2 separate regions of the Homo sapiens genome follow, and region 2 is linked to region 1. Evidence: chromatin loops called from intact Hi-C (ENCODE). Cell type or tissue: heart right ventricle. All regions are shown on one strand. Region 1 overlaps FGGY-DT (FGGY divergent transcript). Region 2 overlaps LOC105378751 (a long non-coding RNA gene).

Region 1 (4,000 bases):
TGTAGGATTCCTGCAACAATCATCAAATATTACTTACATGGCCTTGAACCTAGGATAGCTTGTCAAGTTAATTCTCTTTTTCACATGCTTGCCCTGATGCTCTTACTCAGAGGCCTACAGACAGTACAATGCCATTAGAGCCAGACAGACTTGGGCCTTCTCCCAGTTCTACAGATTGTTTGATGGATGAGCTGAAGAAAGTTTCTTAATCTCTCTGAACCTTAGATTCTCCTTGGAGAATGATTATATCTTACAAAATACCTTTAAGCATTTGTCACAGTACTCAACAGACAGATAATGTTTGATACCCCTTCATCTTCTAACCAATTCCATTTTCTAGATTGGAAGCCTCTGGAGGGCAAAAACCTGGAATTCTACTTCACAATCTCAGCAACTAGCATTGTGCTCTATAATAGCAGTGATTAATACCTGGTATATAATTATGGTGATGACAGCCCTTACCTGCCTACTGCATCTCTCATTACTAATAAGATTTGTTTTCTCCTATCTTTCTTCCTTTCTTTCTTTCGCCATTTAGATTCCTTTAAGCCTCTCTGAAACTTGACCCTCTGGCAGGAACAGGTGCCATTACATACAGACACTCTCTCTCTTCCAAATTCACCCTGTCATATCAAAGGGAAAACTGAAGTGGTCCACTGTAGACCTGACAGATGATCACAAACAGGAAACCAGCAATCAGAAGTGCCTACTGAGCTCCCTACCCTGACCATCACCTACAGCTACATTTTACAGATACAAAATCATTGTTTGTTCAACTTTCATATCAAAGGATGCTATTAGTTCATTTCCAAAGGTGGGAAAATGTTTCAACTTACTTTATTACTTGTCTGCTACTTACTATTTTCCCTCCGTTTGCCTGCCTGACTTCTTTTAACTCTTCACTCAACAAATATCTACTGACTACTGAGCACTTGCCAAGTGCTAGGCCAGAGCTGGATGCTGTACTACGGGCAGATGAAGTGCTATGGGCATCCAGAGGTGGAAGAAGAGGGTATAGCGAAAGGGGAGAAAAGGCTGCAACAATATTCACTGAGCCCTGTGCTCCCAGGTCATCACATAGACTATGTCATTATTCCTCCTAACCACCCACATGAGTAAATAGGGGCTATTACTGAAGAAACAGAGGCTTACAAAGGTTGAGCAACTTGCCCAAGGTCATCTATCACAAGACACTACAAGTCAGACTGCTGAAGAGGGAGTTTCTGCTGAGAAGCTGAAGTGGGCAGCTCATATTGGATATGAAGGCTTCAAAGGAATCTAAATCCTAATGATCCCTCTAGAGCCAACATGCAGCACCAGTTTTCTCTTCCACATTTGAACTGCTCATCCACTTCCGGCTCCAAGACCTCACTCTCCATCTAAACTAGTCCCACGCCATCCATATCTTTCTCCACTAACGCCACCCAATCACAACCCCACAGCCTCTTAGTCATGAGTCATTTTTTAAAAACTGCAAACCATGTAATGAGCCATGGCAATATGCAACCCTAAACCTCAACACGTGTTTTCCACAACAAGGCCACAGGTGGCAGAAGCGAGCCTAAGGCCGTAGGACACTAAGGCAGGACTCTCTGGCTTGAGCTTTCCAAAAAGGGAGGTGAGAGAAGGTCTACCTGCGGGAAGTCATGCTGAAGGCCTGAGGCTGAGTCAAAGAAGGAGCCCCCTGGAGGCTCTGCAGTTCCTGGACTTCAGGTAGAGGAACTCTGCCATGAACACCTCTGGAATCGTGTCATTTTGGGACAATTAGAGAATATCAGTTTTCAGACTGAGTTCTATGGGAAGGTGCCTGCACAACAAAGGAGAGACGGAATGGACTTCAGGTCTTCCAAAATACCCCTCATGTTCACCAAGTTGCTCTCTGCTCTAAGATACCAGATGAGGGGGCCAGTGGGGACTGAAACCCAGTCCCCAGTCTGCTGGCCAATCCCTTTGCCTGTGAGGCTGCTCTGTCCTACCAGAGAGGGCACTTTTCATAATTTGCACCAAGTACAGAATAGGATAGTGTAGCTTTACCCTTCTCCCTACCATCAACCACAGACACATCAACACATGCACACATACAGCCACACAAATATACCTACAGGCATACACATACAACACAGGCACATACATGTTTGCACAAAGTCACATGTAGACACAAACGCAGAGCACACAGACACAAACACAGGCACAAACCCATACTTACACTACACACACACACAAACACACACAGACACACAAATGCAAATTAAGCCACAATGTAGCACATAGAGATATAGACACAGACGCAAATACAGTCACATAGAGATATAGACACACACTTATACACACATATATGTAAATATACAGTCTCATTCACTTTATACCACACATGTATAAACATACACAATTGTATGTAGACACACATACACATAGGTACTCAGACCGCATAGATACATATGTACACACATACAAATATATGCACATACACAGATATATATATACACACATGCATCTTTAACCAGAACAACTTTACTTTTGTCAGTTTTATATGACAGAGTCTTTAAAAAAAGATTTCATCTGGCTTGTGTTCTACTATTAAAAGAGAAAATGAATTTGCTTGTTTCAAGGATTCATGTTTCTTTCATTAATCAATCAGATACTTGATGACAATATATAGAAATAAAATGACAGTGAGGAGTATGCTCGGACATAATAGTAGCAGGTCTTTCCATGATCTGAACATTATAATTAGTTTTGTTTTAAATTTATATCATGATTTAAAAGTTTATGATTTTTGGCCGGGCGCGGTGGCTCACGCCTGTAATCCCAGCACTTTGGGAGGCCGAGGCGGGTGGATCATGAGGTCAGGAGATCGAGACCATCCTGACTAACAAGGTGAAACCCCGTCTCTACTAAAAATACAAAAAATTAGCCGGGCGCGGTGGTGGGCGCCTGTAGTCCCAGCTACTCGGGAGGCTGAGGCAGGAGAATGGCGTGAACCCGGGAAGCGGAGCTTGCAGTGAGCCGAGATTGCGCCACTGCAGTCCGCAGTCCGGCCTGGGCGACAGAGCGAGACTCCGTCTCAAAAAAAAAAAAAAAAAAAACAAAAAAAAAAAGTTTATGATTTTTAACAGTGCTACATAATGTATGAAGCCAGGACTCCTGTTTTATTGATCACACACTCTGAGATAATTACAAATATTGCTTTCCACCCCATCTCCTTCAGCTCCAAAAAATCCTCTGGAGATTTGGAGAATTAGATGTTAATTAGGGGAAGGATTACATTATTAGGAAGTATACTAGGCAGGACTTTTTGGGTTGCAAGAAATAAAAATATAACTCAAATTTGCTTAAACAAATACATAAACCAAAAAGCTTTGATTTATATAACTGAGCATTTCAAAGGGAAGTGAAATTCAGGAAAGGCTGAATCCGGGGATTCCAATTATGTCTTCAAGGATCATTTTTTCTCCATTTTCCATCTCTTAACTTCTGTGTTGACTTCATACTCAAGTAGGATTATTTGGGTGAAAGCAAAGATGGCAAGCAATTGCTTTACCGTCACAATGTCCTTCTAAATCTTGGTAGGAGGAGGGTGATGATACCTCTACACTCATATTTCTTACAAGAGTGCGGAGCAAGGCTTCAATTGGCCTAGTTTGGATCAAGTGCCCACACTTAACGATGGGTTGGAATGAGATAAGCCTTATCTTAACCAGAAGGACTGAATGGTGAGGGGAGATAATTCCCTAAAAAGTTACTAGGCAAAAAAAAGGAAACATATTTCCTCCTCTCCTACTCCCAACAAACTTAATACTACACTTATGGGCCATCTATAAGTCAGGCTCTATGCTGGGGCTAAGGGCACAAGAAAAAAATATTCACACTCATTCACTATAGGAGCCCACAGACTAGTGATGTAAGCAAATTGTACAAGACAGAAAGAAACAACCAGAAAATAAAAGTTCGATAATATAAACTTTACCAAAGACACTGATAATAAAATAAATAGGTAAGC
Region 2 (4,000 bases), 520 kb after region 1:
ACAAGGTAGGAGGGGAGGCCACAGGGGCAGGTGGTTCCAGATAGTATGTGGTTTAACTTGCCATATCGGAATATAGTACCCTCAAGTCGTCAACAAACTGAGCAGCCAGATGATGGTGAGCAAAGAAAACCCAGGTTTTTTCTGAAAATCACACTAGTTCATTCTTTTTTTTTTTTTTTGGATAACCAAAGTAGTTTTGGTTTTTTTTTTTAATTATTATACTTTAAGTTTTAGGGTACATGTGCACAATGTGCAGGTTCGTTGCATATGTATACATGTGCCATGCTGGTGCGCTGCACCCACTAACTCGTCACCTAGCATTAGGTATATCTCCCAATGCTATCCCTCCTCCCTCCCCCCACCACAGCACAGTCCCCAGAGTGTGATGTTCCCCTTCCTGTGTCCATGTGTTCTCATTGTTCAGTTCCCACCTATGAGTGAGAATATGTGGTGTTTGGTTTTTTGTTCTTGTGATAGTTTACTGAGAATGATGATTTCCAATTTCATCCATGTCCCTACAAAGGACATGAACTCATCATTTTTTATGGCTGCATAGTATTCCATGGTGTATATGTGCCACATTTTCTTAATCCAGTCTATCATTGTTGGACATTTGGGTTGGTTCCAAGTCTTTGCTATTGTGAATAGTGCCTCAATAAACTGCACAGCAAAAGAAACTACCATCAGAGTGAACAGGCAACCCACAAAATGGGAGAAAATTTTCGCAACCTACTCATCTGACAAAGGGCTAATATCCAGAATCTACAATGAACTCAAACAAATTTACAAGAAAAAAACAAACAACCCCATCAAAAGGTGGGCGAAGGACATGAACAGACACTTCTCAAAAGAAGACATTTATGCAGCCAAAAAACACATGAAAAAATGCTCACCATCACTGGCCATCAGAGAAATGCAAATCAAAACCACAATGAGATATCATCTCACACCAGTTAGAATGGCAATCATTAAAAAGTCAGGAAACAACAGGTGCTGGAGAGGATGTGGAGAAATAGGAACACTTTTACACTGTTGGTGGGACTGTAAACTAGTTGAACCATTGTGGAAGTCAGTGTGGCGATTCCTCAGGGATCTAGAACCAGAAATACCATTTGACCCAGCCATCCCATTACTGGGTATATACCCAAAGGACTATAAATCATGCTGCTATAAAGACACATGCACACGTAGTTCATTCTTAAGGCAGAACCATTCCTGTGGTAGTTGCCTCTGCACTACCTTATTTAAAACTGACAATAGCCCATCAAGGTAATTATCACAGGCCTGTTCTCAGGCAAGGAAACTGAGACCTAGAGTCATTACAGAGAATAGCTAAGGCCCCATGACTGCAGGAGGCAGGAGAAGGATTTGACTTTAAGTTCAAGCTCTTGATCATGAAATCAAACCACCTCTGAAGAAGAAAATGAAAAACATTTAAAATTTTATAAAATTCCAATGGCTCAGCAACATCACACTCCCTAGTGATACCTTGACACATAGTAGGTTTACAACAAATGCCGATATTTTTTCCTTCATGTAGAAGGCGAATGGGGAATTACAGGGGCCTTTTTATTTTCTCTCTCATCCATATCTGGGCTTTCTGCCCCTGCTGTTTTAAATTCCATTTGAAATGAAAAAAATACATAACTAAAAACCATCCTCTGCCAAGCCATTTGGATTTAAAACAGATGGGCAGAAACCTGGAAGGAGTCAGGATTCTCCCTAATATATCAAATATTGCAGCCAGCGCCCATCTGAGAGGCTTTGCTGCATTTTGTAAAGAAAACAGGCCATATTTTGAAAACGGATGAGTAAGGTTCACTGTTTTGACTTGTTTCAAGGTCTGGAGGCCAGGGTTGGTTTTGATCTGACAGGTCTGAGTCTTCAACCGTAGGTTATTTCTGTGCAAAGATTCGAAGAGGCAGCACGCTCACCAGGCACAGACCTGAAACCGTGTCCCTTTGAAGACTTCTTCGGTGGGTCTTAAGTGGGATTTGGTGCCCATTGTGGAATCACAGTAATGAACCCAAAACTAATGTTTTTCATTACAACAGCAAATCAGTCAGCCCCTCTGTTTGCTCAGGTGTGCAGCTGTGTGGCCCATGCCCTGATCTCTATACAATAACAAAATAAATATTTTTCGAAGGAAGAAATTAAAGATGAAGGAATGCCACAACTGATGGGGTGGGGGAAGCGAGAGATAGGAGACTCTGGTCTCTTTAAAGTAAGATAATATATTTGCTATATAATCTCTTTACTAATTAGTAAAGAGTCCGTGAAGAAAATAAGAATCTACTAACGAAGTGGCAGGATTCATCCAATCAATTACTAAACACATCCCAACTCCGCAGGGGGCTCCTTGGACTCGAAAAACAGTGCCGGTAGATGGCGCCAGAGGGCAGGTTCCTTGCTTCCCGGGATTTAAAGGATGAGAAAAATCCCAGCCAGCAAATTGGGCTGGGACAAAAGTATGGGTGTCGTCCGCCTTCAGAGGGGACCAAGTATAAACACATTTTTTTTTAACAGAGTGGGGAATCTTATGTGCTGGAAACGTCCTTGCTCCACCAGCCGGAGGCCAGAAAGCGAGCGCCAAACTCTGTTTGCAGGACAGCTCTTATTTCAGCAATGAAGACTAAGGTTCAGCAGGTAGGAGGCCTTGAGAACTAGCACCGAATTTCCAAGAGGCCCACGCTGCGATGGAGCTGCGGAGTGCTTGGCTCAGGGAACTCACTGGATAATGAGACAAGAGACACGTGCGATATTGGAATAAACCCATCCAAACTCATCTACATTAACAGGGGCACCAGCTTACTATGCTGGAGAAGATTTGAAGATCAAGCGTTAGACAGAACTGAGTTGAAATCTTAGATACATGACTTTGGGTAAGTCTCTTTCCTTCACTGGGCAACAGTTTACTTATGCATGGAATAGGTGTCATCGTTGTAAAGGAGGGAAGTGTTGATTTTTGGAAAACGCTTAGCACAGCACTCAATAGTCAGCAACTCTTCCAATCATATCATTAAAACCCATTCATGTGGGAATCAGGATCATGCTGGGTGGGAAAAACAACCTTCTCATTTGTGTTATCCCTGTGCCTATATGTGCTGATTCTCCATGGGCTTATCACAGTATTTTGCATTTTTAAACTTCATGCAGGCCATTAGGTTGGCTACTCCTTTAATGTAAGGGCTACTTTGTAAAGTTCTCTTTGCATCCCCAGCATCTATCACGGTCCCTGGAATGTGATAACATCTGTTAAATACAAAGTTTTTCTTAGGAACAAGTTGTTCCAACCCACCAAGCTGAGTGATTCAGATACAGTATTATGGCCACATCTTTTCCTTCACTGTGCTCAGCAAAGAAAGAAAATACTACAAACTCAGTGATGAAAATGAATTTTGAATTTTTAGCCAAAGACCAAATGGGAGCCAGATGCTGAGCAGCCATCTTCAGGAATGGCCAACTCAACCAGCCAAGGCTCAAAATAAATTCCAAGACGGAATTACAACCTTAGAAGCAATTCTATGATTTTGGTGTCATAGCTGAAGACTTGGACATATGGCATTCTCATCCATGCATGCCAAAAAGAGCGATGGAGATGGAAAGGAGGGAAGGACCTGGACGGAAGCAAATGTCGGGAAGCCAACAAGATCAGGGATGTCAAGCTGGGGCCAATACATAGGAAAGGTGGAGGCCATGGGTTGGCTATCATGAGTCATATAGACTTGGTCACTTAGTAGCCCTTTGATTGGGTAAAGTTACTTGTTTGCTGAGAGGCTTAATCTCTTCATCTATAAAATGGGGTGTATTAGTCAGGATAGGTTAATCTGTGCTGTGGTAACAAACTGAAATCTCAGTGACTTCACAGAACAAAAATTAATTTTTTACCCACCCAAAGTCAAGTCAGTGGGAATCCTCCTACATCCAGTGACTTAGAGATCCCATTTTCTTCTATCTCGTGACACTACTATCTCATCATATGGCTTCCAATGTTACTGTG

The links. Hi-C counts contacts between places; a loop is a spot of excess contacts. Peaks named below come from ENCODE experiments on the same cell type or tissue, not always from the same donor. Only the 100,000 strongest peaks of a DNase experiment are listed, where the experiment ranks them.
Region 2: a loop joins it to region 1, with 2.9 times the contacts of the local background. A loop is called at or near these places in 80 of 110 quality-filtered maps.

Annotation. Positions count from the first base shown.
Region 1 is chr1:59,287,907-59,291,906 of GRCh38, reverse strand. FGGY-DT (FGGY divergent transcript) reads left to right here. Exons shown (of 2, transcript XR_001738089.2): 2 at 1-2,611. Among named protein-coding and RNA genes, the nearest start is that of FGGY-DT, 6.6 kb to the left of the region's middle. In heart right ventricle, CTCF peaks have their summits at 1,347 and 1,550; a DNase peak (open chromatin) is centred at 1,551.
Region 2 is chr1:58,767,828-58,771,827 of GRCh38, reverse strand. It overlaps LOC105378751 (a long non-coding RNA gene), which reads right to left. Exons shown (of 4, transcript XR_007066137.1): 3 at 3,893-3,995; 4 at 1,120-2,730. Among named protein-coding and RNA genes, the nearest start is that of JUN, 14 kb to the left of the region's middle. In heart right ventricle, CTCF peaks have their summits at 2,175 and 2,378 (motif pointing right); a DNase peak (open chromatin) is centred at 2,407.